Linked DNA regions of Homo sapiens: region 2 is linked to region 1. Evidence: read pairs that join two places in POLR2A ChIA-PET (ENCODE). Cell type or tissue: HCT116. All regions are shown on one strand. Links, peaks and the distances in the headings refer to the core of each region. The heading gives the core; the rest is flanking DNA. Region 1 overlaps RAD51B (RAD51 paralog B). Region 2 holds the start of LOC124903334 (a long non-coding RNA gene).

The links. ChIA-PET counts read pairs that join two places held together with the same protein. Peaks named below come from ENCODE experiments on the same cell type or tissue, not always from the same donor. Only the 100,000 strongest peaks of a DNase experiment are listed, where the experiment ranks them.
Region 2: POLR2A ChIA-PET joins it to region 1 with 7 read pairs; 5 of 35 experiments call an interaction of 5 or more read pairs at or near these places.

Annotation. Positions count from the first base shown.
Region 1 is chr14:68,405,850-68,422,314 of GRCh38, reverse strand. RAD51B (RAD51 paralog B) reads right to left here. Exons shown (of 11, transcript NM_133510.4): 9 at 10,788-10,891. It also overlaps the pseudogene PPIAP6. Among named protein-coding and RNA genes, the nearest start is that of RAD51B-AS1, 270 kb to the left of the region's middle. In HCT116, for the core only: no CTCF peak of the experiment used is centred there; a DNase peak (open chromatin) is centred at 9,384; H3K4me3 peaks cover 818 bases; H3K27ac peaks cover 3,062 bases.
Region 2 is chr14:68,526,939-68,543,403 of GRCh38, reverse strand. LOC124903334 (a long non-coding RNA gene) reads left to right here and starts at 5,900. Exons shown (of 3, transcript XR_007064223.1): 1 at 5,900-14,657; 2 at 14,732-16,465. It also overlaps a transcript of RAD51B not described here. RefSeq lists enhancers at 3,410-3,970, 15,936-16,456, 16,457-16,465. In HCT116, for the core only: no CTCF peak of the experiment used is centred there; a DNase peak (open chromatin) is centred at 7,803; H3K27ac peaks cover 1,488 bases.

The DNA.
Region 1 (16,465 bases), core at 6,883-11,882:
CTGGGATTACAGGCGTGAGCTGCCGCACCCAACCTCCTCTACCCCTAATTTTATAAGCTATTAAGAATTTGGGTGCTCTGCGGACGCCACCGCTGAGGAAAACCGTGTACTATTAGCCATGGTCAACCCCACCATGTTCTTTGAATTTGCCGTCGACAGCGAGCCCTTGGGCCATGTCTCCTTCGAGCTGTTTGCAGACAAGATCCCAAAGACAGCAGAAAATTTTCGTGCTCCGAGCACTGGAGAGAAAGGATTTGGTTATAAGGTTTCCTGCTTTCACAGAATTATTCCAGGGTTTATGTGTCAGGGTGGTGACTGTGAAGTCACCATAATGGCACTGGTGGCAAGTCCATCTACACGGAGAAATTTGAAAATGAGAACTTCATCCTAAAGCATACAGGTCCTGGCATCTTGTCCATGGCAAATGCTGGACCCAACACAAATGGTTCCCAGTTTTTCATCTGCACTGCCAAGACTGAGTGGTTGGATGGCAAGCACGTGCTCTTTGGCAAAGTGAAAGAAGGCACGAATATTGTGGAGGCATGGAGTGCTTTGGGTCCAGGAATGGCAAGACCAGCAAGAAGATCACCATTGCTGACTGTGGACAACTCGAATAAGTTTGACTTGTGTTTTATCTTAACCACCAGACCATTCCTTCCGTAGCTCAGGAGAGCACCCCTCCACCCCGTTTGCTCGCAGTATCCTAGAATCTTTGTGCTCTCGCTGCAGTTCCCTTTGGGTTCCATGTTTTCCTTGTTCCCTCCCATGCCTAGATGGATTGCAGAGTTAAGTTTATGATTATGAAATAAAAACTAAATAACAACAACAAAAAAGAAAGAATTTGGAAGGGCCTGAGGTCCCCCCACTCCACTCATTGCACCCATCAGTGACATCAAGAAAGGACTTGAAATGAAAACTAGCATTGTACCATGCTGTGCACCTCACAGCCACAGCCACCCCAGGAGATAAGCAGAGGCCACAGGCTCAGGCGGCGTAGCATCTCACAGCAGGGATACTCCCCCAGCAACAGCAGCCAGAAGACGAATGCTCCAAGCTGGACCTGCTTTAGCCACATGTGTGATAAGCTTTCAAATCTCACACACACAAGCAGAGGAAGGGGCACTTCAGAATCACAGGAAAATGCCAGGAGTATTTCAAAGTCAAATAATGCCTAGAGCAAGAGAAAAAAAGCAAGAAGAAGCTCCTCATCTCACTGCTTTCATGTTCCTGCCCCAGGGTGGGAGGGGCTATCCTAATACATAACTCACTAAGTTTTACAGGTAAACCAAATGACATTCTAGGTCTAATCATCGTTCAGGAAAGTCAGAGAGGAAGATAATAAGGACCATTCATTGCAACCCAGCAGAATCATCACCAAGTCAAGGCCTCCTTTTCTAGCACCTCATTTTATTCCTAAATTAAAACAGTGATAACTGTCAGAGGCATTTGAACCAGAGTGACTCTGTCTTGAAAACAAGCTGTAAAAATAAGGCTGAGACCTATTGGTCTGTATTCCCAGGAGGTTAGGCATTCCAAGTCACAGCATGAGATAGGAGGTCAGAAAAGATACAGGTCACAAAGACATTGCTGATAAAGCAGGTTGCAGTAAAGAAGTTGGCCAAAGCCCACCAATCCAAGATGATGATGAACATGATCTCTGGTGTCCTCACTGCTCATTATACGCTAATTATAATGCATTAGCATGTTAAAAGACACTCCCACCAACATCATGACAGTTTACAAATGGCATGACAACATCAGGAAGTTACCGTATATGGTCTAAAAAGGGGAGGAACGCCCAGTTCTGGGAATTGCCCACCTCTTTACAGGAAAACTCATGAATAATCCACTTCTTGTTTAGCATATAATAAAAAAAAAACCCATAAAAATAGCGAGCCAGCAGCTCTTCGGGTTGCTGTGCTGTGGAGTAGCCATACTTTATTCCTTTACTTTCTTAATAAACTTGCTTTCACTTTATGAACTCTGGCACAAAGTAGACTCTTTATGGACTCACCCCAAATTCTTTCTTGCATGAGGTCCAAGAACCCTCTCTTGGGGTCTGGATTGAGATCCCTTTCCGGTAACACAACCACCATCTTACATCTCAGAGCACATGGTACAGGAAAAAGAACTGAGGGTCTGGAACTATACAAACTTGGTTTCAAATATTGATGCTATCACTGAATATGAGTTATTTATGTTATCAGCTAAGTTCTTCTATTTGTAAAAATAGAGATGATCAGATCTATGCTGAAGGGTTATTGGAGGAATTGATGGAAATAAAACACAAAGGGTCAAAAATGATCCCTGCAAACTCATAGGTACTCAGTAAAGGCTAACTCCTTTCCATCACTAGAAAATAAAGAGGAATTTAAATTAGTATCACCTGGTGCACAAGAACCAAGCAAGGATGTTGTCCATTATCAACTATGGGACCCTAGGATGGCAGGAAATGGGTTCCCACACAGGCTGCTGCCTGCCCTCAGCCTCTCTTCCTCCCTCTGTCCTGCCCTGCTTTTTCAAAATAAAGATTGACTGACTCAAAAATGTGATAACCAAAAAGCTCCCATGCTCGCAAGATCAGACAAAGTTGGTTCTCCCATTACACACCTTTAGCCTATGAAGATGGGGACTAGGGAGCCAGGATTTAAGGGAGATGTCCATGAGCACAAATGGCTGTCTGTAGGAGAGCGGTAGCATAGCCAGCCCTGTGGCAGGATGTTGTCTATAAGGAAAGTCACTTGACTGGGGAGTTCATGCTCACTGTGAAGTTTAACTTGGAAAAAGCCACATATTCAGATTTGGGTTCAAGAATTTAAAAGATGACTTTTATCTTGTAATTGATTGCAATGTGGGGTGAGATGGTGCTTAAATTTTTTTTTTTTCCTGCACAGTTCTTTAGGAGCTCTTTATAAACCACTGAAAGTCATGAGAGATATAAATATATCACCTGCAAACCCAATAATTTGATTGGGTTTGGGGACTTTTTTGCCTAGAATCTATCTACTAAAAGTCACCAGAGTAAAGTGAAAATAGCAACACATTCAGAATTGAAAGAATTGAATTTCTGTTCCATTTCTGCTACCTACTAGTTGTGTGACCCTGAATAAATTAGTTAATATCAATTGCTTACCGCCATCTGTAAAACAAAGGGGCTAGAATGGAGTATGAAACTGAAGAACACCCATGTAAGAATCACCCAAAGTGCTTGCTAAAAACTGCAGATCCTAGGCTTGGCACTGCCCTCACTGAATACAGCACTGGGGATGGGGCCTGGGATCTTCATTGTTCACAAACACCTGGGATTTTTAAATTTACTGTACTTGAGACTCACTGGAGAAGATGATCTCTAGACTGTATCTCAGATGGGCACTGTCATATTCTAAATGCTTTTTGTTCTAGTGAAAGTGCTGATTCATTTGTAAATCAGTTCATAGTTTAGGCAGGTATTGAACCCTTCTTTCCTTTTTACTTTCCCTAGCCAATGAGGTTGCCCATTTTCTTCTCACTCACAGCTAACCAGCTAAGGCTAAAATAAAACATCCTGTCCAATCTTCATTCTCAAATGAGCCAAATAAATTTCAAGGTCCTTGACTTTCAGGGCAGCGCCTTGTCCAAGAGATCTCATAGCTGTTTCCGATGTTGTTTCCCAACTGAAAATATTTTTCTTCCCAAGCCAGACAACAGGGTCTTCAATTTGGTTCCAAAGCCCTGTGTCTCTTCTACTTCCTGCAACTGCTCAGATTTCTCTAGAAATCTCCTGCCCAGGTATTTGGCCTAGTTTACTTAGCAAGTTAGAGCAGGCAGGGTCACTGCACAAGGGGAATTGGTACCAGACAAACAGCATATAAAAATAAAATAAGTCAGAGCTGGAGGAGAACAACAGAGGTGATAAAATGCTAGTGAAATGAGTGGCTCATTAAAGGGTAAACCACCTACATGCTCTGTAAGAGGACCAGTCATTTGTCCTGTGATGGTCAGAGCTCATGCGCCTCAAAGAGAGAAGTAAGGACATGTGCTAAGTCTGCCATAAAAAGAAATGTTTTCAGTTTAAATATATCAATACATGTATTCTTCCTTCTAGATATGTCCTTTCTACTTTTTGGTGTTAAAGTGCCTTTACCTTTTTGAAATGGTGGTAACGGTTAATTTTGTAACTATATTTGATAAAAAATGATGTTTAAAACATCATGGTGGTATACTCTGGTTTCTCTTCAAATCGCGTAAATCTTTCGCCTTTTAAAACATCATGGTGGTTCTCTCACCCGTGTTTTGTTTTTATTTTATTTGGCTCAAAATCTCCTAGGAAAGACTGACTCTCCACCTTAGCAAAGGTACACGGTCTATCGTGGTCAAAGCATGGGAAAGGGGACCCTTCATCTCCAGCGTGGGAGTCATTGTACCTGTGTATTTTCAGCTGGCAATTTCCAGCGGAACCCTCTTAAGAGAAAGTTCTCTCTACTTGAGCTCATTCAGAAATAGTGATTTCTTGGATATATTGACTTTTTTCAAAGGGAGTCCCATGGTTTGCTTGTTTGTTTGTGGGTGGTAGGAAAGATACAGGTATTCTTATCTCAAATGTGGAGATGGAAATGGGAGATGACCACTTGGGTGTCTGTGTTGCCCTTTCTCAGTCCCTGCACTGTGAGTAGCAGCTCATTGTATTCATTCACTGGGACCACACACTTTCCGTAGGATTTCCTCAGATTTTAATACATTTGCCTAGTGCCTAGTGCCAATACATTGCCTGAAAAAAGGGATTCTTTTAATGCCACCATTCTGGGTTCCCCTTTTATTTATTTCCCCAATCCACTTAATACCTGTTAGAGCACTTCTGTTGCAAGAGTGTGGGCAGGGGCTTGGATTTCACACTTGAGCAGCTCTGGAAAGGGAGGAGACATTTATACCCAAGATAATGTACTTGACTGGATTTTATGTTCCCTTTGCTATTTCTATAGGTATTTATGCTTAAAAAGAGTTTTCATCTACCCCTGCAGCACAGCCGAACTTCTCCTCTGGCGGGATCTAGTCACACACACACATACTCACATAATCCTCCTTGCCTAAAAACAGCAGGTGAGCTGGAGTAGAAAACAAGAGAACAAGTACAGCGACCTGGAACCATGCCACCAAGGGAGAGAGGTTCCTTTTGAGTTAGGGCAACTAAGCCTGAATCCTTCTTTGGAGGAATCTAGGAGTAGGGAGATATACAACTATGACTTACATCAGGTAAAACATCATCCTCGATATCTTTCTTTGGGTGAATATGAATATAAGCCTGACATGCTGCCCCACATCTACCCTTTAGCTTATCTGGGAAAAAAAATTTATCAACTTTTCTTTGGTTATTCAGTCTTTCATTAAGCCTGTCCAACCACAGAGAGGAGAAGTTAAGACTTGTAGAAGATAGCAACAAAGATTTCCTACCCTCCTCATGCTATCTGGTCCCTGAAAGCAGCTGCAGAACCCTTCTCTCCCTCAGCCTGGGTCTGTGTTTAGGGTTCTGGCTTGCTTACACAAAGGCTATCCCATAAGATTCCAGGGGAAGCCTGACTCCCATCCTCCCATAGACTACAGCAGGCTGGTTCTGCAAAAAGTATTCCTATCTTCAGTATTCTTACAGTATTTCTATTTAAGTATCTGCTTATAATTGTCAAGGTTTGATGCTAACATTTTAAACCGACAATTACTAACATTTTAAAGGAATGGTTAAATTGTAAAACTCAATTTCTATGCGGAAGAATGATTCTAAATAAGCAGTCCTTCGTCCTTCAGACTGGGTTCACGAGTAGCTACAGGGAGTGCATTTCTTTTTCTTGCTTTCTCTCTCTCTTTCAAAATAAATGTATCTACTGTGTAAGTGTCAAGCACTGCCCTTACATTTGAGGGTATGCAGATAAATTCAGTTATAGACCTCAAGGGGCTCATAATTCAGGGCTCAGAAGTCTAAGAATAGAGACAAGGGCCAGGTGCAAGTGTGGGCCAGAGGGAAGAGGGACGGATCACAGCTGGTGTCAGGGAAGTCTTCACAGTGATGATATTTGAGTCTTCGAAAATATAAAATGGACACTGAGAATCCTATCACCAGAAAGGAAACATTGAATATTTCCAAGATGCAAAGAAATACTTCCAAGATGCAATACTTCTAAGATGCAAAACTAGGACTTTGAGAAAAGCCTACAGATTCAAGTGTGGATCAGCAGCTTGAGTGATATTGGTTCTGTCAACAATTTACTAGGTACTTCAGGCTCGCCCCTCAAGCATCCCATAATTTCAGGGTGCCTCCTAAATAGAAATGAAAATATTATTAGAAAGTTCATTTAAATAAACCTCCTATATGAAAAAAAGACCTCTTTCCAATTTGTTGAAATAAGAGAGTCATAATATTTATTTCATCAAGCGGGTGTGAGGCTTAGTCAGGATTCATTTACTTCATTACTCTTTCTAGGGCACTTGAAAATTTATATAATCCCATTTGTAGTTTGTAAGACCAGACTTCATGAGGATTTGAGGAGAAATTGTATAAATGTGAATATTTTTATCGAGTTTTTCTTCCTTCTTTCAAGTATAACCAGCCTTACTCTAGCTTTTCCAGCCCTCGCTAGAAGGCACTTTGTAATAGCAAGAGTTTCCCAAGTGAAGGCCTCGGCCACTCCTCTCTGCCTCATGCTCTGCCTCATTCATCGCTAGAGAACCTTCCTTAGTGCCAGGACCCCCCATCTCCTCTAGACTTACTTCATTCACTGTGCTCTTACTGCAAGTCCGGTTTACATGCTTATCTGTTTCCTCAAGTAGACTGTGAACAACCAGAGGGTATCAACCATCTCTTACCTGTTTTTGTTTTCTTGAATCTCCAGCGCAACTAGTTACACAGTGACTAGCAGAGAAGAGGTGATTAAATAAAGGTTTGTCAAATGAATGAGTGCCCAAACCCTCTGCTCTTGTTACAAGGCAAAACCCAGCCTGTGCCCTCTGACGATGCAGCCTATCCTCCTGTTTGTTCTTCAGCTGCAGCTCACTCTACCCCAGCACCTCCCCTTTCTGACTACCTGAATCTTATCTATTATTTAAGGCAGAGGTTCCCAACCTTGGCTGCACATTAGAATCACATGGGGGAGCTTTACAAATAAAATAAACACTGATGCTCAGCTCTACTGGCAGAGATTTTGATTTAACTGGTCAGGGTGGGGCATTGGCATTGGTATAAATGCTCCTGTGATGAGCCTTAAGTGCAGCCAGGTTTGAGAACCACTGATTTTTTTTTTTTTTTTTTTTTTTTTTTTGAGACAGAGTCTTGCTCTGTCACCCAGGCTTGAGTGCAGTGGCACACTCTCTACTCACTGTAACCTTTGCCTCCTGGGTTCAAGTGATTCTCCTACCTCAGCCTCCTGGGTAGCTGGGACTACAGGTATGCGCCACCACGCCTGGCTATTTTTTTTTTTTTTTTTTTTTTTTAGTAGAGATGGGGTTTTACCATGTTGGTCAGGCTGGTCTCGAACTCCTGACCTGAGGCGATTCACCCACCTTGGCCTCCCAAAAGTGCTGGGATTACAGGCATGAGCCACTGCGTCCTGCCGAGAATCACTGATTTTAAGGTAATACTCAAGTCTCACCTTTTCCTGAAAAGACTTAATATGCCTCTGATGATGTTACCTTCCTTTAGAGTCAAAGCAGTTACTGTTTTAACCACTCATTAGACAACAAATCAAACACTGCCTTGTAACAGTACCTCAGTATTAGTTTGTTTGGACCTCGAGGGCAGGAACTAGTCTTCTACTTCTTTATATCCCCATACCATGCACGGGGTAGACCAAAACATATTTTCGATGGTTTAAAACAACAACAACTACAAAAAGTAGGAGAGGCCATTTTAATTCTACTCTAAGAACATGTCTTTGGTAAGAATAAAAATGTTGCAAAAAGGGTGGGGCAGGATTGAAGCAGAGTAGGAAAAGAGTAAATAAAAGTCAAATGGAAAAAAAGCTAAATTAGTCCAAAAGAAAATGTTTTCCAGCTTCTTAAGAGAGTTTTTGCAAACACTGAAGCAGAATAAGCAAGAAAATTAACTTGGCTTGTGGCCCTGATAAGATTTCTTTCTTGGTTATAAAATTTTGCAAAGTTTCCAGGGTGTAAAGAAAATAATCAGCCAGGGAGGACTCCTTCCCTCAGACAACACAATTCAGCTCTTGGGTTAATCGGCTTGAAGGTCTGCTCAGCTTGACCTGACCCCCTTCCAGGCCTGTGATCTGAAACTAAGCCTCACATTCAAGAGCCCTGGTGTAGAGCTCAATGTCATAGAAACGGGATAAAATATAATCCTCATCCCATAACCTTGATCCCTGGGTGTAGTGGCCTCTGCTTGGGCATTGGAAAAAAAACCCTAAAAAACAAAAAACTATACCTGTTATCTTCTCTAAGTGGCTGGTGTCCCAGAGGTCTTACTACCCTAGAATTATCTAGGCACGTTCTGCTACTAAATGGTGTTATAAGAAAGTACTACTTGGTGCAATTACCTTAAAGGTTAGCTTTAAAGTACTGTTTTATGCACATATCCCAGAAAAGCCTTCGCTTCGTATGGCTTCTATGGTTTTTCATAAAATAAGACCACAGGAAAGACTCAGGGAATCACTAAGCACACCCTCTGCTAAGGCAAGATAAGGTCACTAGACAGAGACATGTTTTTTCTATATCAAACTTTATTCTAGTTATTAGGTCACAAATTTAACAACTGGTCCCCAAAGGCATGCATATTTCTATAGATTAATTAAATGTATGTTCTTTGCCTGGGTTGGCCATTTTAACACTGGCCATATTTTACATTAATTTCTAATTATTGTTTGAAAACATGATTCCAAGGCATTTAAGTCTGCTTCTTATTGATTAGTAATGATAGTAACAAGTTGTCTTTTGTAAATTAAGATAACATGACTGACCCATCTAATGGGATGGGAGTTGATGAACTGTCACTGATCCATCTACACTTTGCTCCTGGTTCTCCTTATGACCACTGGCCTGCATTTGACCTTATCAGCCAAAAGCCAAGAGCCACCAACATCCTCCAGTCACCAAAGAGACATAAAAAATAGCATTTGTCCTACCAGCTACTTCCTGTTGACACTGACTGGTTAATTTATTAAAACAAAAGAAAAGTAAAAATATGGCTCTAATTTCTTTATTCACTTATAAATTCTAACTGGAATTAGTAAAACTAGGATTTGGGAGCCTTGAACCCATGATACCATATATAATAGATGAAATCATAAATTCCGTGTGTAACAGTAAGAATGGCTTCTAAAATCTAAAACCTGAAACAGAGATAAACTATAAGTTTTCAAGGAGTGGGATCAAGGATCCATGAAAACGAATGACTCAACATTGATTCACAAGGAATTTTGCTTCCTCTGATAAAGTTTACATAGGTGTGTTCAACAATCCTTAATGATATCCCTGAAAGCTGCAACACAGCTATTTAACATGATTTACTACCAAAGGTCATTAGATTCCCCAGGAATATTTTGGAATGTGTTCCACTAAAAAGAGAAATAACAGCTTCAGAACCTAGGATACCAGACTCTTCAGGGAAAAGGTGCCATTGAGGTAATGAGTAGTCCAGGGCCTGAAAACTCAAGAATGTTTCCCTGAATAGAAACAAGCAGCTCTATCTTCTCAGGACATGGCTGACGTGATCACCAAGCTGGAATATTATTTACATAGTCCAAAGCAAACCAAGAAGAATTCTCTGGTTTGGAAAATTATGTCTAGAACAGGCAATAGCTCACGCCTGTTTTTGATGATTCCTGCTTCCTTGAAAAAGAGCCAGTTTACCTAATGCAGGTAAAGGCAACAACAGCTTTTCTGCCATTTTCTCCAGAAAGGATCACCAGTGTGACATTTCATGCCTCTGTATCTAAATGGCCTGGATTTGATATATATTTAGCAAGGTGGGCAAATCTGGCTTCTGAATTCTGTCCTATCCAAAAAATCAAAATAATCACCCGTCTTCTTCCTCCTGCTTTTAGGAGAAACTAGATTGAATCTGGTCACACAGCAGGATAAAGTTGAGGTTAGTCATTAGGAAAAAGAATTTTTTTATTATGAAACATTTTACCAAAGCTTTACCAAAGAGGTCAGACAGTGGTGTCCTTTTCTTTGGAATGAAGAATGAAGACAGAAGACTTAAAAGGAGGTAGAAAGTAAACTTTCTGGATGTAAGGGAAGGATTTTCAGTTTTGGCCAGGATAGAAACCACAAATAGGGAACTCTGAGAAAGTGACCAACCATTTGGAGGTCTTTCTAGCATCATTCAGTACTTTACACTACAGGTGTATGCGTTAATGTAAAAGTACCTAGTATCTGGGGAATAATTTATTCACTTGGCAGCATCTGCTGGCCTAAGATTTTCAAAGTACACATACTTCAAGAAAAAGCATCATCATTATTTAATTCATATACAAATTAGTCCTCAACAAATACAATCTAAGTGAAATGATCATTTAGAGATAGAGAATTGGATACCCTTAGAGGTGTGGTCCTTGGTCACTTACAAATATCAGAGAAATGCTGACTCTGTGGGATCAATTCTTATGTTTTTTCCTGTGTGTGACTTGTCTCCCCACTTTATTATAACTGTTGTTGGGACAAGCAGAAATGCTGGTTTCTTTAGGCCCTAATAGCTGCTGCTGGCTCAGGACAGACAATGCGGCCAGCATTTTCAGAAGACGCTCAGATTGCTTGGTATATCTCATTCCCCGACCTTCATAGTCAGAGAATACTGTCAAAGCACCCACCTGTCTTCTCTCTGAATCAAGGTACTGGAGGATCAGCCGGGTATTCACACTGTGACTCCAGGTATTTCCTAGTGCGGCTATCACACAGCTGGATCCAGAAGTGCCTGAAATGAAATGGTAAAAGCACGCTTTCAGATGCCCTTTCTTGAGATGGCATTTCACATGAAGTCCAGACATTACTCATTGCCAGTAGTCCAGAGAGTACTTGGAGGCTCAGTTCATTACCACAGAACTTGAGGAATCAGTGAAGTAGGAGAGGGGTTAAGGAATATGAGACTAAAAACCAGCAGGGGTTTCCTTCAGCCTTGGTGAAAGTGACCACCACTGGGCCAAATAATAACAGAGTTATATATCAAAAAGAGGTTGCATTGCAAGATAGCTCAGAGCCATTGCTACTAGTAAATCTAGCCATTCAATATCTAAGGCATAATGCTACTCCACAGAATAAGAACCAGTTATGAAATAGTCTTAGTTTAATAGAGTTGTTAGACATTTTTAGCTAGACAAGAGTCTTAACTCAATTTTCCCTATCAATATAGAAATGGTGGCATATACATGTAAAATTCCCTGGTCCTCCCACCCCCCCGTATACACAACGCAAAAAAAGGAATCTAGAAGATCTCAGCATTTCATAGGTAAGCTGTTTTAGACATCCCTATTCCAAGAGAAACATTCCTTTACCTTCTAAGACTTTCCTATAAGGAAGAGGGTCTGAAGTAAACTCTATCTGAGTTCCTAGCCTCCTCCAAATTGCATCTTACATCTCCAAAGCTTTACTGACCCTTCTTGATATCACCATGAGAAAACCCTTTCTGTTCCCTACCTGCTCCTTCCCCCTTGAAGGCAAGCCAACAAGTCCTGCTGCATAGAAGCCAGCTCCCACTATCATGTCCAGCACATCCCAAGGCCTCCTCTGAACCCCTGTGCCCTGTGCCCGAGGCCTCCTCTGAACCCCTGTGCCCTGTGCCCAAGGCCTCCTCTGAACCAACTTTGGCCCTAGGCCATGACAGGAATCCTAACCTTAGGAGGGCACAGTTGGACATTTAGTGTGCCTTGTTGCCTCCAGATGCGATCTTTTTTCTATGAGGAGACTACATAGAGGTTGAAGTCCACTGAATTAGCTAAAACAAAATGAGGCCTTGAATGTGTCATCCGTTGTCCCCTTACTACATCATCTGATTTGTACGCCTCAGTGTGGAGTAGGAATTGGTCTTTTTTTTTCCAGGGCAGACACCTTTCAGGGTGGTCTACTAACTGCACATGGCCTTAAGCACCTGGGCCCAAATGCTGCAACAGACAAATGTAGTTCAGTGGTTCTTGGCTGGAGGGTGATTTTATTGGCAATGTCTAACTCGCAGTGTTACTGGCATCTAGAGGGTAGAGGCTGGTGATGCTGCTAACCATTTTATAATGCATAGGACAGCATCCTACAACAAAGAATTATCCAGCCCAAAATACAGCAGTGCTGAAGTTGAGAACCCCTGGGTCAGATAACACCAACCATATATATCTATTTCCTGGTTCAAGCAGGAACAGGAATGAATGAGATGGAAATCAATAACCAAGGTCTCAACAAGCCTGGGGATATCAGATTGAAAGAGAATTTAGTGTAAGAAAGAATAAAATTTGGGGTAACCTCAGTTCATTATGCACACAATTCAAAATATGCACAAATTAATGTGAAAACAAATAATCTAGATTGTTCCGATCTGATCACATCATTCCCCTACTTAAAATGCCTTCAGTAGTCCTTCATGCCTGAGATTAAATACTATCTCCTAAACAATGCACTCTGAGCACTTTGTCAGCTGCCTCTGCATCTCTCTCTGGCTTCACCTCTCTCAGCCTCCTCACTGGATGGTCTCCCATGACCTCCTGACTTCCCTGGCCTCATCCTCCTTGACCTCTTGTCAGCAGTTGATAAAGCTTCCCCCTTCCTTGGCATCCAATCTACTGGCCTCTTCTGCTTCTCCTTTTACCATGTTGATTACTCCTTTCCTTTTTCTGCCTTTGTTTTCTCTTTCTTCTTAGTTGTGGGTGGACCTTAGGGAGTGGGGCATGACCACATTTTTTCTTGTCTAATACCAGATGCTTTCAGTATCCAGGAAAATAATGTACATTAGTAAAGAGGCCAAGTGCTTGCATATTAACATGTAGAACTTCTTCACCCCCACTAAGAGATATAGTCTTTACCATTTCTCTTGAAATTCACAACCCTCTCAGTCTAACTTTTCATTTTCCCCTTTTTGATAGAAATAGACTTATAGAAAAATATTTTCTACTATAAGAAAATCAACACTGCAAGGGCAATAGCAACTATATTTGCATTTTAGAAAAACAGCTCTATTGAGATAATTTGCTATCATACCTCCTCCAATTTCAAGTGTACAGTTCAGCAGCTTTTTCTATATTCACAGAGATGTTCAGCCATTACCACAATTAACTTTAGAACATTTCAAACCCCTAAAAAGAAATCCCACACCCACTGGCCATCAGTCCCCAACACCTCATTCCCTGCCCACCTCCAGCTCTTGGCAACCATTAACCTATTTTTTTTTTCTCTATAGATTTAGTAACTGACTTTCAATTAAAGCCTTAGGAGATGAGGGGAAGTGGTGAGTACTGTGGTGAGTTCGAGAATTCATCCAGGATCTCAAGGGGGCAGTCTCTGTTCAGCTCTAGCTGTTGTCATGTGGCAATGTGAGTTCATAGTTAGTCACATCTTATTTATTTATTTTAAAATTGTAAAAAACTTTTATAATCACATCTTTTGATTTTTAAAAATCATAGTGATATGATTTTTTAATTGCGCTAACTTTAAAGCGCAATTTTGATTTTTAAAACGGAAGCCAGAAATCAATGCTTTTTAAGTATAATTTCCTGATTTTAAAATGTTGGTTCAATATTTACACTTTTAAAAACACACAAATAAACATGCTTTTGAGCCAGATATGCCTCATTCCCATCAAGCTTGCAGTGTCTGCTCTACATGGCATGGCTCCACTTTGAAAAGGATGAGAGCCCATTTGACAAGGTGGATGGTTTCTACGCCTTTGTCGCAACCTTTGGCTTGTCTCAACACTTGTCTTCCACTTTTAACCACAAGAACTGCAAGTCTACATCATAAATTTTAGCACTGCAAATTCAGTATCATCAAAGCAAGCTCATATTTTCCCATATAAATCTACTCCATCTCTGTTCCTTCCTTTGACCCTCCAGTTAATCTGGTTTAAAACCTCAGCTCCATTTTCAAAATGTTTCCTTCTCTCATGCTTCTCACTTGCAATAAATTGAGAGGTCTTACTGATTTAACTGTAAAATCCTACCTATATCCATCCATTCATTTCTCCTACCTCACCCTTAGATCCATTCCTGACTCTCCATTCCTCCTAAATCAACCTTAGACCCACATTAGCTTTCACCTGGTGTGACTGCTTTAGTTGCCTGTTGTCTGTGCTGCTGTGGCTTTCTCCCTACTAAAGCCACCCTCTGTTTTACTACCTGATTAACCTCCTCCAAGCACACACCTAAGCACACCACCCTCCCATTTACAACCAGCAGGCTCAAAACCTTTCAGTGGCTCCCAAGTGTCTTCAGAGAATTCTAAATTCCTAACACTGGCATTCAAGGACTTTCTACCCTGCGCCCACCTGCCCTTCCAGACTTCTTCCCCCTGCTCCATTTCCCACAACTGTGTTCCTACTTAATCACTTATTTCCCATGTCCCTCCCTCATCTGGAACTCCCCTATGTTCACATGTCCCAAATCTACTCTGCCTTCAATGCTACTTCCTATGTGCCAATTTCTCTAATCTTCACAGAAATAATGTCTTCCTCCTGTAAACTTCTATAATACTTTATTTTACTGTCTCATATTACAATCATTTTCTACCTGTGGTATATTATTTGTGTGCTTTTCTTATCACCTTTAATACAGAGTCGTGCTCTGCACAATGATGTTTCAGCAAATGACAGACTGCAAATATGACAGTGGCCCCATAACATTATCATGCAGCTAATAAATTCCTATCACCTAGTGATGTCACAGCAATGGTAACATCATAGCACAATGCATACTCACATGCTTGTGGTGATGCAGGGTAAATAAACCTACTATAATCTCAGCTGTATAAAAGTATAGCACATACAGTTATGCATAGTACATAATACTTGATCTTATTATATGTATTTACTATACTTTTTATCAATATTTTAGAGTCTATTCTACTTATAATAACCAGTTTAGTAAATACAAAAACCAGTTATGTAGTTACTACACTTTTATGTATTTACTATACTTTTTATCATATCTATATTGATGTATTTACTATATATACTTTTATGTAGTTTATGTATTTACTATACTTTTAATGTATTTACTATACTTTTATGTACTATGTACTTACTATACTTTTTTTAATCATGATTTTAGAGTATATTCTACTTATTTTAAGAAGTTAACTGTAAAACAGCCTCAGGAAGATCCTTCAGGAGGTATTGCAGAAGAAGGCATTGTTATCATAGGAGATGACAGCTTCATGCGTGTTATTGCCCCTGAAGACTTTCCAGTGAGACAAGATGGGCGGGTGGAAGACAGTGATATTGATGATATTGATCCTGTGTAGTCCTAGGCTAATGTGTGTGTCTGTGTCTTAATTTTTAACAAAAAAGTTTAAAAAGGTAAAAAAATCTAAAAAACAGAAATAAGATTATAGAATAAGGATATAAAGAAAATGTTTTTGAACAGCTATGCAATGTTTGTATTTTCAGTTATGTTATTACAAGATCAAAAAGTTAAAAAATTAAAACATTTATGAAGTAAAAAAGTGATAGTAATCAAAGGTTAATTTATTATTGAAGAAAGAAAAATGTCTCTATCAATGAATATAGCCTAAGGATACGGGGTTTATGAAGTCTACAGTAGTGTACAGCAGTGTCCTAGGCCTTCATGTTCATTCATCAGTAGGTGCACTCACCAACGGACCCAGAGCAACTCCAGTCCTATAAGCTGCAGTCATAGTAAGTGCCCTACACAGGTGTACCATTTTTAATCCTTTTACCATTTTTATTGTACCTTTTCTGTTTAGATGTGTTTAGATACACAAATACTTACTACTGTGTTCCAATTGCCTATAGTATTCAGTACAGCAACATGCTGAATGGGTCTGTAGACTAGGAGCAATGGGCTATACTATACAGCCTGGGTTTGTAGTAGGCTATACCATCTCAGTTTGTGTAAATACATTCTATGATGTTCACACAATGTCAAAATTGCTTAATGATGCATTTCTCAGAACCCATCTTCATTGTTAAGTGACATATGACTGTATATTATAAAGAGGCCAAACCCACGCCTGATGTATGTCAGCATGCCTGAGTTACTTAACACAAGGTCTGAGACACAGAGGATGCTTATAATACTGACTAAATGACTAATTAAAAAGTTATTTCCACTAAATTTTGAATCATATTGTATCCTTGTTTTGGCAGCAGATTTACATCCTTAATTCTATCTTGCTTAGCTAAAATTAACAGGTTTACATTTTTCAAGTAAACTCTAGAAATTAGTTGCTTAGATGCCTGCTAAGTGATGGGATCAAGGGAGGCTAAGCTCTAAAGTTTGTCAAGAAAAAGCTACATGTGAATAATTAGGAGTTGCTAGTTAAGCACTCAAACTTT
Region 2 (16,465 bases), core at 5,353-10,352, 120 kb before region 1:
GATTTCTAGCTTTTAGGGAATAGGAATAAAAGTGTTGACTTCAAAGAATTTAGTATTTTGGCAAAATGTGCTTGTAAACAGATAATCATGGAGAAAAAGCTAGGATGGCAGTAGTAGAAGAGTGACAGGTTCTCTAAGGCAGGGGTTGGCAAACTACAGCCCAAGGACCAAATCCAGCCCACTACCTATTTTTGTAAAGAAATTTTTTTTAGAACACAACCATGCTTATTTGTTTACATATTGCCTATGGCTGTTTTTGCACTACAATGATAAAATTGAGTAGTTGGCAGAGACAATATGGCTTGCAAAGCTTGAAATATTTACGACTGGCCTTTTACAGAAAGGTTGCTGACCTCTGCTCTAAGGGAATCAGACATCTTACGAAGATTTAACTTGGGTTAGAGAATGGGAGAAAGGCATTCCAGTTGGCTGGAAGAGTAAGCACAAAAGAATGGAGTTATTAAAGAATATTTCATGTTTAAAAAGCAATGGGATGTCTCCTTGGTATAAGACAGGGAACAATGGGAGATGAGGCTGGAAAGATGGGCTGAGTTTGGACAGAGAAGGACCCTGTAAGTCAAGGCTAATGGGTTTGAAATCCATCCTGTAGACATCTGGTCTCGAAATAGGATGCATGCCCCAGAGATACACAAGATGATCCATTAGAATTTAGAAGTCAGAAAGTACTAGAATTTGAACTTATTTTTTTCTAGGAAATAAAAAACATGGACTTACAACATTTGATATAAATATTGACAACGGGCTCCTCACAGCCATTGTTATGTGTCATGAATTGTTCATGAGATATCTTGTGGCAAGATTAGGACCTGCACATTGCAGAGGCGGCAAATGGTGTCCTCAGTCCTCACTCCCCTGGGGCTTTCAATGACATATGAATCACTACAATTTGCACATTCCTGACTCATTGGATTATGGATATTATCAAATTTAATCTAACACACACAAAATGGACAAGTGGATTAAAATATTCCTGCATGGAAACAATGGATCAAAGATAATATTAGTAGTATAAGCACAAGCAAATAATAAGAATAATAGCATTGACACTGCCCTTAGAACAAGTTTTCTTCGGCCATATTACAAAGTGAAGACAATGACCAAATATTTGCATGTAACAAGAAGTCAAGCCAAAACAGTTAGAAATTTCCATGAAAACTACTAGATATAAGGATTTATATCATTCAAATGATATAAATGGAACTCCCCTGACATATTTATTGTGCTTTTGACATATTAGCTAATGACAGTATGAAGCCATCATAATTGACAAGACATTTTAAACTATTGCTTACTTCATCTTTATCTCAGCCTTTAAAAAAATTACTTTTGTATATGTTTTATAATGTACATAATATATTAGGAAAGTAATACATGTGTATAATATAAAAAGAAATATATGTATATTGAGAGTACCTATTCAAAATTGTTTACTGATGGGGTGTTAAATCAAAAAAGTTTGGGAACCACTTCTATACAAAATAGAGGACCAATGGGGATCTCAATAAAAGAGGAGATGAGATGAGGCTTGTTTTGAGAAAGATCTCACAGGCTGCCTTGTAAAAGATAGACTCTTGCAGAGTGGCCATTTAAAGTCATTTTTAAGTGCCTGAAGATCTTGAAACAAAAGTTTTAAATACTAACAGCTGTTACTACAAATTCCACTTTGCCAGCTTTTTCTTCTTTAAGAAATGAATGGCTTCTTCAGGCCCAAACAAGGCCCCAAAGGATTGCACTGACAATACAGCTTTGCTACAAGCAGTTAGTTGGGTGACATGGGCAAATTTCAGGGATGAGAAAACATACCCAAGGAATACCGCATGCCATCTAGACTCAACTTTCCCCTCTGACCTGCATGAGTTTCCAAGGCAAAGTGGTCTTCAATCACGAGGGCTCCTTCCACTGTTTCAGCCAGAGGGGCCATTCCCCCTCCTGACAGGCATGATTAATTGATTCTGATGCACAGACACACTCTGTGAGGACTGTGCATATAAGATGTGCTTCTGGGAAGGACTATGGCATTTCTCCTGCTGGAAAGGGGCCAGGTAGGCTATTAGCCTGTTAGAGCCAGTTCTCCTTAGCCACCTATTCTTTGCCACAAAGAACCCAGTTGTCAGATTTGAAGAACTTAACCAATATCTGTCAAATCTTCAAGAAAAGAGGAGCCCGAACGGAGCTGAGCAGAGAAAGGATCTGCAGCCTCTCCCTGGTGATTGGCTTGGGCAGTCCCAGGAAGGCACCAGCACTGGTCTAGAGCCTAAACCTACACATCTGGAAACATCACAGAGGGCTTCCTTCTCTGTGCTCCATGAATGAGGGCATACCCTCTTCTTTTATGACTATCTTTTTCAAGAACTTGAAGGGGCAAAGTGAAAACAAAAACAAATGATAGCAATAACAACCACTTTTTATGGTCAAAGATGTATTATAGTTGTGGGTGAAGAAAGCATGCCCTGCCTCTCTTTCCAAACTTCACATCATCTGGCCCTACTCTTCAACTCAACCTTCTTCCCTACATGGAATCTTTATTCCAATAATGTCTGTTTCCTTCTCTCGAACACACCATCCAATTCCATTCTTTGCTCTTTGTTGAAATTCTACTCAACCTTGGAGTCCTCACAAGCTGTCATTTCTTCACAAAGTGTCCCTCACTACCCTTAAACCCACCCTCTCTTTCTTTTGGTTGGCTAGAGAGATTCACATTCAATTAGGGTCCCCTTGTGTGTTTCTCTAATTGTTTCAGGTCTCCCCAGGTGACTTTCTTTGGGTTGGGGGGTGTCATTATATACTTGCACAGCACCTAGAACCACGCTAAGCCCAGTTTTGCAAATACTTATTGTTTGATGATCCCACTAGTAGTACATGTTACCTAGAGAAATGAGGGAACAAGCTGAGCAATAAATAAGTCTCTCATTTCCACATGAAGAGTAAGATCTTGGGAAGGTGGCAAGTGAATCAAATTGAATAAGGGAGGGCTGAATAAGTCATATGTAATGACTTTCAGGGTTCATGTAAGTGGACCTTATCTCAATTGTCAAGGATTCGTAGCTAGAAGAGGTCTGATGATCCAACAGTGTTGTGGTGTGGTCTGCAGTAGAGTCCTAGGCTCTTGAACCTTGAACAGGGTGCAAGGAACTCAGACGATCCTATGTTTGCCTCGAGCAGATCATTTGAATTCTCTAGATCCTGTATTTAAAAAAAAAAAAAAAAAAAAAAAAAGGAGCAGGGTAGGATTCCCTCATGTCCTGGAGGCATTTGGAAGGGGCTGAGCATGGGCAGCTCTGTCCAGTGGCTTCTCTCTGTCCCTCTATTGCTTTGGTACAGCTGCTCACCGTGGATGCCAGCACAGAAATGCTCTTCTGAGGACACATCCTGCCAGGTTTATAGGCCCTAAAGGAGACACTGACACAGATGACCATCCTAACACTCTCTTACAGCACTGATAAAGAACAGCAAACACAGGAGCCAACAGCAGCCTGGAGGATACGGGACCGTTAGAGGCCACAGTTTAGCATCCTTTCACCCAGATGAGGAAGAAAAGTCCCTCCTTTCTCACCCCTTCCCCAAAATTAAAACAATGAAAATCAGTTCTCATTATCCCAATAATTAAGTCCCATTGAGCCAGCTGACAGCGGCCAAAGAATGATTTTTCTGTGCTGCACTGTGTGGCTGCCCTCCATGGCCCCATTCATGGGCCACTGTGTGCATTCAATCACCCTTAGCTGGGCCGAGCTAATGAAATGCTGGGGCCTTGCCCTGCCCTGACCCTGCTGCTATTTCTATCTGAGCTCAGCATGTCCTTTGCTTGACAGTTGCAACCGAACAAGCAGATTTTTCTCTCCCATCTATGGAGTGTAAAGAGCCTATTTTGGCAGCCTGTGGGGCTGGGGACCCCTCTGGAAACCCAGTGAATGCCCCTGGAGGTTAACGTGCAAAGCTGTTTTCCAGACTGAGAGGCAGGCGGAGGAGGGGGCGGAGTGCTGGCGACTTGGAGGCAAGGAGGCTGTGGCTGGGGGCTTTTCTGGGGCAGAAGGGGAAGATGAACCTGGAAGAAGCATGGGGCCATGAGGTGGGGCTGGCTGATCCATCCTGTTGCAAACCTGAACAAAAGCTCTTTGTCAGTTATCAAAAATCTCCCTCCCTCACTGGGGTCAAAGTGAGAAAATCCATTGCACTGGGTTTCCAGTTCGCATGGCATGGAGAAAGGGGGGATCCCTGTGGAGAGCAACTGCTCTCTTGAAGTTCCTAGCTGTTGTTTTAATGATTTCCCAAGATTCAGAAGTTAGGGAATAAGATGGCAAAATTATAGGCATTTATCCATACTAAAATGTAGGGATTTACACTTAGCTAATGGAGAAAAAAACTTTCTTTGAGGGAAGTTGTAGAAAAGAGGCAAAAACAATGTGTTAAATGTGATGGCATGGTGGCTTTATACAGAAAGGACATATCTAAAGAAGGATGTAAATCAAGGGTGACAAACTCAAATGCCCTCAGTGGCCAGAGAGATCAGAGGTTACCGAAATGAGAGAAGGGAAACAGGTGGGAACTGTGGCCAATCAGGAAACACTGGCCCAGCCCCACCCAGGGCAGGCTGATCCTGCTCAGCCCCAGCTCTTTTTCGCCATACAAGTAGGAAGGCCCATGATTTTCTGTAATTTTAAAAAAGAGAAATCAGAAATCTCTATTCTTATTCAAAATCTCCCAATTGTTAGTGTTAGAAACTAATTCAAGATGTTAAAAAAGAAAAAAAAAAAAAGCGGTGTGCTAGCCAAACAAACTATGTTGGCGTTCTGCAAGCCCACCCCTAACATTTGCAGGGCCTGGAGCAAGAGTACAAATGGAGGCCCCATATCATATGTCTAAATATTTAAAAGTATAAATCAAGCTCACTAACTGTTAAACAAAATATATTCTGTTTGCCTACAATGAAAAAATATGCCTTCCTAAAGACCTGGCAGCCAGGTGTGAGAATTCAGAGTCCTGGGACATCTTGGAGTTGCACACAGATACAGGGCAGCAGAGAAGAGCTGGCTCCTGGCCCCCGGCCCTCCCCTTCTCACCCCAGCTCCAGCCTGCACACCTGTGGGAGTCAAGCTCTGTCTATCCCCTGATTCCTCAAACAGCCTCCCCTTGGCTGTCCCTCTGGCTTAATGTTGCTCACATCAAAGGTGCAGAATGCCCTTAGGAGGACAGACTCAAATGGACTTGGTGACATTTGACAGGACTCTGGGAACCTGGGACCCAGAATGTGAGGTGTCTTGGCTCTTTGGCCCATGGGACTGGAAAGAGCCAGAGTTAGGCTCTTTGAAGCGTGGGTTCCAAGTCAGGGTCCCCTCCTAGCAAGACCTAAGTGTGTTACTGGCCCCAGTTTGAGATCGCTGACTTAAATAAACACCCAGAAATGAAGACATCTTGATGCTCAGCCTAGTTTTTTGACCACTTAGCTACATGACCTTGGGTAAATCATCATCTTTTCGTGAACCAGTTTCTACATAATTAAAATGGGGACAAAATACCTCTTCTAACCAATTCGTTTGAAAACTAAAATGAGATTACACATGGAAATATTTTAAACTAATAAATAAAGAAATGAAAAGGTCGATTAAGAAAAAAAAACTGCCATAGACACAAATTTTATCAAAGGGAGCATATATGTGAAGGTCTCACTCAAAATATCCCATTAATTGTCTTTTTAATCTCAAGATATGGGCTAAATCTAGAAGAACTAAAATGATAGTACTTTTCATTAAGGGTTTTTCCTCTTTTCCAACAATCCCTTAGGATGGGTCTCCTATCACACTGATCTTAAAAGGATATTGCAGAGGTAAATAAAACAAAAACAAAAATAAAATCTGTTTCAGTGATTCATGGCTCCTTTTTTTTTTTTGAGACGAAATCTTGCTCTGTCGCCCAGGCTGGAGTACAGTGGCGCGATCTCGGCTCACTGCAAGCTCCACCTCCTGGGTTCATGCCACTCTCCTGCCTCAGCCTCCCGAGTAGCTGGGACTACAGGCGCCCGCCACCACGACCAGCTAATTTTTTTGTATTTTTAGTAGAGACGGGGTTTCACCGTGTTAGCCAGGATGGTCTCAATCTCCTGGCCTCGTGATCCGCCCGCCTCGGCCTCCCAAAATGCTGGGATTACAGGCGTGAGCCACTGCGACTGGCCATGGTTCCTTTTTAAGAGCAACCCCCTTTAACCAACATTAAGGTAGGATCTCTATTCAGGGACATGTGCTATTATTGTGACAGTCATTCTAAAAATTTTGGGTGCCTTTTTTTTTTTTTTTTTTGAGACAGGACCTCACTCTGTCACCCAGGCTGGAGTGCAGTGGTGCAGTCATGGCTCACTGCATGGCTCACTGCAGCTTCTACCTCCCATGCTCAAGTGATCCTCCCACCTCAGCCTCCCGAGTAGCAGGAACTATAGATGCTCACCACCACACCCAGCTAATTTTTTCAATTTTTTTTTGTAGAGACAGCATCTCTGTTTCCAGGCTGGTCCTAAACTCCTGGGCTCAAGGGATCCGCCCGCCTCGGCCTCCCAAAGTGCTGGGATTACAGGCATGAGCCACTGCGACTGGCTGGGTCTCAATTTTTAATGAAAGAAAACCAATAGGAAAAGCAGCAAAAGGGGGGAAAAAGACTATTTAAAAGAGTAAGGAAATACTAAAAAATTTCCACAAGGATCTAAATCAATAACAAGACTGAACTTTTATTTTTGAAGACTTAAGGAAAATTAACTTCAAGCTGTAGAGGTAGACAGAATTTTACAAAGGATAACCTGAGCTACCAGGAAACATTTATGTGACAGTAAATTTAAGAGTTCCTTCCAAAGAAATAGAGTTTGATAGAGGTAATCATGCAAAAGCATGACTGGGCTGGTACTGAAAGGTATCCTTCCATTTAGACCAATGTAGGGCTCGGAAAGTACAGCTGGAGAAGAAATACAGTTTTACATATTCTTTTCTAAAAAAATTCAATCTGCTTTCTCAAGTTGAAATGTTTTATATATTCTTAAACATCCAGGGAGGGGTTGGGAATGGTGGCTGCCAGAGCACCTAGCACTCATCTCCCTTTCCTAATAACAATCTAATTTCCTTTTGGCGGATTATCTTTTCCCAGTAGGATACAGTCTGTGGATATTGCTGGCAATTAGGAGGTTTTTGACCCAAGTTGGGCCAATCAGATGCTCCCTTCAATGGAAGGTGAATTTTGAACAGAGGGACAAAAAGAATGGAGATGTCAGGAGTTTCATCCCATCCAAGTGGAGTGTCCTGACCAGACCTGTGGGACTCTTGTGAGCCTTGTGTTTCCTGCTTCCTAGTTTCTGGAATTTGCCTGCTTCTTACCCATTTCTAAGACTGCTTCTTCAGCCTTCCCTCAATCCTGTGGGACCTCTATATCCTTCTTTTAAACTCTGGCTTACATTAGCCAGAAGCATTTCTGTTGCATGCACCCAAAGAACCTCAGCACACACAACAATACCAGTGCACTGTGGGTCCTGATCTCTGGTCCAAACCTCCAAGTGCTCCTAGAGACCTTTCATGTGCCTGACCCTAGTGAGCATGTATCTCACTGAGAGTTAGGAGAGGCTTCACACAGAAATAGTGGTACTATCCCAGGCTTCCTCCATCCAGTTACACATACTCATTTTTTTCCTTGGTTTTCCTGAAATGTTGGAATGTTCCTTTACTTTTCCACTTCATAGTATGAGCTGTTCATAAAACAGCCAGCAGAATCCTAGCACTTCGGAGGGCGCTCCCAGATGATTTTTGTAGTTGGAATCTGTATGACAGTGAGTCAGCCTGGTGATCCTAAGGCCTGCTGTAAGCTCGACGTGTCACTATTCACATGCTTAGAAATTAGGTCCCAATGCACCTGACTGCCCTTAAGAGAAGTCAGTGGAAAAGAGTGGCAGGTTTGCCAGGTGTCGGAATGGGAATATGCAGAAACTAAAAATAATGAAGAAGGGCAATATGTGGGGGGTGAGGGGTGGGGGTGGGAAATAAAAAGATCTGGGAACTGACAGTAGAAGGTGCCTTGATCACAATCACAATAGGAGATGAACAAGAGTATAGGACATTAGAGGCAGCAAATGCCCTAGGCTAGCTTTTAGACTAACTTTTGAAATCAGTGTTCATATTTATTGTTTAACTTTTAACCTCAGTCTCCACTAGAGGTCTAGCCTCCTTGGTCTTTTACCATTACCTGGGCTTCTACTTTGAGATTGTTCTGTACATCCACCAACCATGAAAAGGTGAGGTAATTTGGAATTTAAGAATACAGAGGCTCCAGAACCAAACCAGAGCTAGAGTGTGTTTGAACTTTGGCTCTACAACTTGCTAGTCCCATGAACTTAGGCAAGCTACTTAACCTTTCTGTGCCTCAATGTTCTCATCTATAAAATGGGGAGAGTAATAATAATAATAATAACAATAATAATATATATAAAGCACTTACTAGTACCCTTGGCACATTAGTGCTCAATAAATATTAGCTACTATTAATCAATCAATCAACAAATATGTATTGAGCATCCACAATGTTCCAGGCACTGTTTTAGTTCTTGGGACAGATCAATGAACAAAATAGGCAAAGATCTCTACCCTTGTGGAATTTACAATCTAGGGGGGGTGGGAGCGGGAGGACAGATGATAAGGTATGTTGGTACTGCTATTAATATCTGACCCAATATCCACCCACTCCACTCAGCTTTCTGGAAATCCTCTAAATCTTTATCTTCTTCTTTGAACATTCTGTTCATCTTCGCGCCTTCACCAAAACCTGATTGGCCCTGAGGATGTGGTTTTTCCCCATAGCACCCAAAAGTGTGGTTGTTTTTTATCTCACTGTCCCATATCCCAGAGCCTGTAGATAGGGAAATGGGCTTCCTTGCTTTCCACTGCTACTTCCAAACCCTTTCTCCTCCTTTATCCTTTAAAAACCACAGCTATTTGGATGCTCATTCCTTCACATTATATAACCCTTCTCCCACTGAATTGCTGTCATCAATAACCTATTATTCATTTATTAAACACTTGAGCATACAACTCCTTCCTTTCACCCCTATTTTTGTCATCGTTCTTGGTGACTTTAACATCCTTGGTCTCTGAGTTCCTGACCTTCTCACTTCCAGTGATCTATTCTTCCACTTTCTTCAGCTACATTAAAATGGCCATAGCCTAGCCTTGTCATCACCACCTTTCAAGTCTAGATTTCAATTGTTATACGCCGACCACCATTTTCATCCTTCCAGCCAACCTTCTGTAGTATTTCTACTCCAATAATTTTTTGACCACTCAGTTAAGCTCACTTGCTTGTCTGTTTTTATTGTTTGTTTTGTTTTGCTTTGTTTTGTTCTATTTATCACCTCCTCGCATGTCCTTGTTTTCTCTTTACCCATGATCAATTCCATGGGCCACTGTTATAAACACTGCCTTACACGCCTTTGCCCCTCTCTCCTCGTGCCAAACTCTCCTAGAAAAATCTTCAAATTTGGTTAAACCCAGCTACTGGCTTAGGCTGAAACAGTCCTGAAGCAATTTAAGATTAATGGAGAAAGTAATTCCACTGAGTTGACTGATTACACTTTAAATCTATGACTGCAGTCCTCAAATGAGTACTCAACATTGCTCAGAAAGGCTACATTTTTTTTTCCATAGTAAAGTTTATTTTAACTTTTCTGAGGTCACTATTTATCTCTTCTCCCCTCAGACCTCCAATGATCATCCCCTCTCAACTGATGATCTCAGTTTATGTCTTACTGAGAAAACAGAAATAATCAGACAGAAACTCCCTCATCCCTCCACTGTGACATCTGTACAACTACTGGCATAGGAATTGTCTTCCTTCTCATTACAATGGAAGAAGTAGCTCTGTTTCTCTTAAAGGCAAACACCTCTACTTGTGCTTTGCATCCCATCCTCTCTTGATGTCTCCAGGACTTATTCCTAAGTCATCCACCTCTATTTTCTGCACAATCAACTTCTTTCACTCTACTGGATTATTCTCAACAGCAAACAAAGTGCTCAGGAATCTCCCATCTTTAAAAATCCTACTTTGATACATTCCCCTCCAGCTACAATCTCAGTCTCTGTCTCCCTTCCAATTAGTTTTACCTAGTGCCTAGAAAATGCTGTTGACTTTTGTATATGGATGTTGTATTCAGCAAACTCAATGAAATCTCTTATTATTTATAATAATTTTCCTATACAGTGGATTCAATGGATTTTCTGTGTAAATAATCATATTATCTTTAAAGAAAGATAGGTTTGTCTGTTTTTTTTTCAATTCTTATACCTCATTTCTCTTTCTTTTCTCATTGCACTGGTAGGACTTCCAGAATGATATTGAGTAATAAGGGTGATAGTAGGTATCATCTTTCTTCTGAAGTTTTATCATTGAGTGTGTTGTCTATAAAGGTATTGGTTATATGTTCTTTATCAAGTTAAGGAAGTTCCTGCCTATTCTTACTTTGCTAAGAGTTTATGTAATAAAGGGACTTTGAATTCTAGAAAATAATTTTTTTCTGCATCTATATTAAGACATGTCATCTCTGTTAATATTGTTAATATTTTATTTAGAAAAATTTCATCTATGTTTATAATGGATTAGTCTGTTCTTGTATTCTTAGGTTTGGTATCAAGTGCCTAATAAGATGAGTCACTTTCCCTTTTCTTCTACACTCTCAAACAGTTTGTGTAACATAAGGGTTAGCTGTTCTTGATAGGTTGGCCAAACATCCCAGAAATCCACCTATGCCCAATGTTTTTTGGGTAGAAGGCTCTGATTTGTGGTAGCAAGTCATTTCCTACATGGGTTATTGGTTGATTTGGATTTTCTAATTAATTATTCTTGATTCAACTTTCAAAATTTACTTTTCTAAAAAAATCATTAACTTCCTCTACTAGTATTAAGTTGTTCATAGATTTGCTCATTCTATTTTTTATGATTTTTTCATTCCAATTGTATCTATCATTATAAATTATGTTCTCTTTATAATTCTTAATATTATTTATTGCATTTTCTTTTTTTCTGGAGCAGCCCTGCTAGGGTTTTATCTATTTTACTAGTAATTTTGAATAATCAACTTCTGGATTTGTTCATTCTTTTGTTGTTGTTTCTTTTCCATTAATTTCTGATAGTTTTATTTTGCTCTGCTTTTTTTAGGCTTAATCTATTGTTCTCCTTGCTTCTAGATTTAAACACATCTTTTATTGAGTTTTAAAAATCAGATTCCACTGTGGTCAGAAAATATCTCTATAAGTTAACAATTCTTACAAATTTGTTGAGACCTTCCTTTGTGTGGCCTGTTATGTCAATTTATGTAAATGTTCAACATATTTTCAAAAAAGAACATATATTCTCTATTGTTGGACTTTGGTTTTTATTTGTTTTTGAGATAGGGTCTCTCTCTGTCACCCAGGTTGGAGGGCAGTGGCATGTCACCTTGTCTTACTGCAGCTTCAACCTCCCAGGCTCAAGCAATTCTCCCTCCTCAGCCTCCAGAATAGTCACCACATCTGGCTAATTTCTAAATTATTTTTCGTAGTGACAGGGTCTTCCTATCTCGTCTAGGCTGGTCTCAAACTCCTGAACTCAAGTGATTCTCCTGCCTCGGCCTCCCAAAGTGCTAGGATTATAAGTGTGAGCCACCATGCCTGGCCTATTGTTGGATTTTGAGTAAAGGATATATCAGTTTGTGGTTATATCTTTTATGTTTTTAATAAATTTCTGTAAAAATAAATTTAAATTTAACACAATTTTACATTTTTACATTTTCTTAGTTTTTGCTTTACATGTTTTGAATTTCAAGGTTATGTTTTTAGGGGCATATAGGTTCATGAATATTATCTTTTCTTATATCATTATATATCTCTCTATCCCTATTAACATATATTTCCCAAGATTCCATTTGCCTTACTGTGACACCACCCACCTTTCTTTTGGTTAGCATTTTGTGGTATGTCTTTTGTCATCTCTTTATTTGTGTGGTTTGGCCTAAGTGGGTCTTTTGAAAATAGCTTATAACTGAATACTTTAAAAATTCTAATCTGATATTCTCCAATTTTTAATAGACACATTTAATCAGCTTACATTTATTGTAGTTACCATCATATTTGACTTACTTCTTCCATTTTATTTAGTTTTCTATTTATTTTCTTTCTTTCTTATCTTCTCTTAGGTTTTTTTCTTCTTTCCTGTCTTCTTTCATTTTTTTTTTGTCTTTCCTGTCTTCTCTTAGGTTGGTGAGATTTTCTATATTCTGCTTTCTCCTTTGTTGGTTTAGAACCTATAGATTGATGTTCTTTTCTATTCATAATTACCTTAAAGTTTTACCATACACATTTAATTATATATGTTTCAAAGTCTGAAATTTTCAATATCTTATCCTCCTCCCTGAACAAGGCAAGACTCTTAGCACACTTTACCCAGTAAATACTCTTTCTACTAACATATTATCTCAACATATTACTTTTTTATTTAACTTTTATTTTAAACTCTAGATTTAGTTATTTTATAGTCAGTTGAAGTAAGTCTATTTTAACTTATTTATTTCTGTGTCCACTATAGTTTCTTGATTTCTATGTCCTGCCTTGAAACTGAGTTTTTCTTGATATAATACATATTTTAATGGTTCTTTCAGTGAAGACTCAAGACTGATATAAACTTCATTTTAAAAAAATCCTAAAACTGTCTTTCTTTTAAATCGGCTCTTGAAAGCTAGTTTAGCTAGGTATAAAACTCTGGCTTTACAAGTGATTTTTTTCCCCTTTCAGATATTTGAAGATACTACTCCACTGTCTGCTGGAATCTATTGTTAGTAAGATGTCTATTATCAATGCAGCTATCATTCCTTTATAAATAACTCTCTTTTCTCCCTGGTAACTTTGTTTTTTTCTTTCTTTATCTCTTTTTTTTTTTTTTTTTTTTTTTGAGACAGGGTCTTTCTCTGTTGCCCAGGCTGGAGTGTAGTAGCACAATCATGGCTCACTGTAGCCTTGACCTTCTGGGCTCCAGCAATCCTCCCATATCAGCCCTCGAAGAAGCTGGGACTATAGGTGCATGCCATTATGACTGGCATTTTTTTTTTAAATTTTTTGTAGAGATGGGGTCTCGCCACATTGCCCAGGCTAGTCTTGAACTCCTGGGCTCAAGAGATCCTCCTGCCTCTGCCTCCCAAAGTGCTGAGGTTACAAGTGTGAGCCACTGTGCCCAGCCACAACTTTTAATACTATCATTTTTATCCTTGAGGTAGATAGGTTTACTATCTCATATGTATGTATAAAAATTGGAGCTTCTCAGTATATCTTCATGCCCTTAACTCTGACTTGCACTACGTTTTGGTGGCTTCTTAAATACTATCTTCCTATTCACTAATTTTATCTTCATCTATTTCATGTCTAGAATTTATCCTATCTGTGTATTTTATCTTTTTAATTCATTCTTTTTCATATTTGCCAATTCTTATTTCTGCCTGCTTTATTTCACAATATCCTTTTTAAAGTAGATGTTATTTCTCTTTGAGTATTTAGGCAAATTTAGTTTAAAGTTTTAGTCAGATTGTTCCATTATTTTAATTTCTTTTGGACAAGATTAGATAACAAATGTTGATTTTGTTGACTGGTTTTCTTAGTGTTGAATATTTTTGCTTGGATACTAATTTAGAGAGTAAGGTCTTCTTTCTTCTTTCTCCTCATTTTCTTCTATCCTAGAGATTTTGTAGAGGTCTCTGGTTCAGAATCAAGTGATGATTTAAGATCTTTCCCAGCTATGGTGTTAGTGATCTCTCCCTTAGTAGTGAAAGCATCCTAGCTTCTGGTTGCTGGGCTGTGATTATTTCTCCTGCCTCCATAGACCTACAGTTTCCTATAAGAAATAGTCTCAGATATATCATCAGCAGCTGTTTTTCAACGTTCTTTCCTAGTAAGCTCCACCTTACAGATGACCTGAGGTCAAGAGTTCAAGACCAGCCTGGCCAACATGGCGAAACCCTGTCTGTACCAAAAAATACAAAAATTAGCCTGGCGTGGTGGCACGCGCCTGTAGTCCCAGCTGCTGGGGAGGCTGATGTGGGAGAATTGCCTGAACCTAGGAGGAGGAAGTTGCAGTGAGCCAAGATTGTGCCACTGCACTCCAGCCTGGGTGACAGAGTGAGATCCTGTCTCAAAAACAAAGAAAAAAAGAAAGCCCCACTTCAGTGTTTCATTTTTAGAAGTGAGTCTAACCCCAGTAATCCACTGCACTTGAAGCAATTTTAGTCCCTCTCATTCCACAGGAGCCTCTAGCTGTGCTTCTGGATTTAGAACTCAGTCAACCTGTGGCTTCAGCCTGGTTCACCATTTCAACATAACCCACCTAGAGAAAGAAAACCTGTATTTGATGAAACAGAATAGGGTTGTGAATTCCTTGGAGTTGGACGGACCAGGGTTTCTTCTGCAGACTTATCACTTACTAACTGAGAGACTGGGAGCAAGTTATCTAACTTGTTTGATTCTTAGTTTTCTTATTCTTCAGCTAGAAATGATAATACCTACCTCACAAAATTAATGAAATAACATTTAAAACTGTGCCTGACACCCAACAGATGCTCACAGGACATACTAGAATAAGTATTAAGTAACCCATTTTAAAAGGTAAATAATTCTGCAGTCCGCAGTCCGGCCTGGGCGACAGAGCGAGACTCCGTCTCAAAAAAAAAAAAAAAAAGGTAAATAATTAGTTCTGAACAAATCTATATTTGCCAGGATTTTTTTTCCCACTAAATATGGACCTTGACTCAGAGCTTTCTCTTTCTTGCTCTTCATGCCACCCTCCTGACATTTACTGGTCAAGATGTTTAGTAATATGAATTTTAACAGGCTGATCATGGGTTTTTACAAGAGATCAGATAAAACTTAATTTATTTATACTTTATGATTTATGTCCAACTTTTAAAGTGTACTTGAGGTAGTTTACAATGAAAGTCACATATGCAATAAGTTGGTTGAATAATAAAGGGAAAATTAAACCATAGAGGAAGAAGGGAAAATAATTATGCCCAAAATCTGAGTTAATTATTACTGTAATTGAGTATTAAATTTGTTTAAGGCTTCCTGGCAGCAAAAGGCAAAGAAAGAGGAAATATGATGAATGACATCATTCTCAATGGCTGAAGTTTTTCTATGAAACAGTGTAGCAAGGTTATGATGGGCTAGAAACCATGCAGGGATTATGCTCCATTCAGGATGTATGGTACGGAAGACTGGAGGGAATTCTTTACTGGTTGGTGCCAGCCTTTTCTCATGGCTTTAGCAACAGGTTGGACGACTGTGGTTTTAGATGGCTTAGTGCAATCTGACTGGAGCCCACAAACTGAGATGGAAGACTTTTAAAAAAAATAATGTTTTAAAGTTTTTCAGTATAAAAAAATACACATTTACTAAAGAAAATTTGGAAAATTTGAAAGAGTATAAAGAAGAAAACACAAATATCCTTACAATTCCACTGCTCAGAAATAATCATTGTTAATATTTAGTAAACTTCCTTCCAGGCTTCTTTCTATGCATACTTTATGAGCTGACTTGTTGCAGTTCTTTCTGGCTCAATGATTCTACAAATTAGGTGGCCTTTGGCCCAAGTGGTTGTTGTGTTTAATAATAAAAATAGCTACTGCTCATATATTGTACATCTGATGTGCTCCAGACATTCTATTGGTGCATTATGTAGTCCCAGTCCTTCCAAGACCAACAGGCACAAGGAAGTTTTCCTATTTGCAGAGAGGTTATGTAATTTGTCTAAATCACATGGAGTGAAAGGAGCAGCAAAACACAAATCTGGGTGTGTCTGCACAGCATATTCTCTTTCTCCTACAATGTGCTACTTCTCTGAGACCCAGGGGTGCCCCTGATCCCTGCCACTTTGTTGTGACTCCTGGAAGTGGGAGTGCCAGAGTCTGACATCAGCTCAGTTGGTTCATGGGCCTCAAATGGCCAGCCCAGAAAACAGAAGGAGCTCGCTCCTCCCCTACTCTCTCTTTCCTTTTGTCCCCTTCCCCCACATCCCAGAGGTCAAGAAGCTAAACTGTCTAGGCTCCCAGGTTAGTTCAGGCAGCTGTTCAGATGGCTTTTACTTTGAAAAATACTGTAATTCAAACCTCTTTCATGGGGATAAGGTTAAGAAAAAGTCAAGAAACTCAGTTCCATTGTTTTCAGTCCCAACAATACCAAAGAGCATGTAGGCTTTTTCATTTTGTTTCGTTTTTTGTTTTGTTTTGGTCATCGTTATTATTGGGCTTTATAATTGAAACTTTGTGCGGATGTAACTTTCTTCTTTCCTGAGCTCCCCGTTCTGCCCAGAAACTTCTCTCTTGGGCAAGTCACAGACCAAAGAGTCTTGCAGCAGTCCCAAGCAGCCGCTAAGAGTCACAGATTCAGGCCGCACTGTTGTCAGGGCAGGCTGGCCA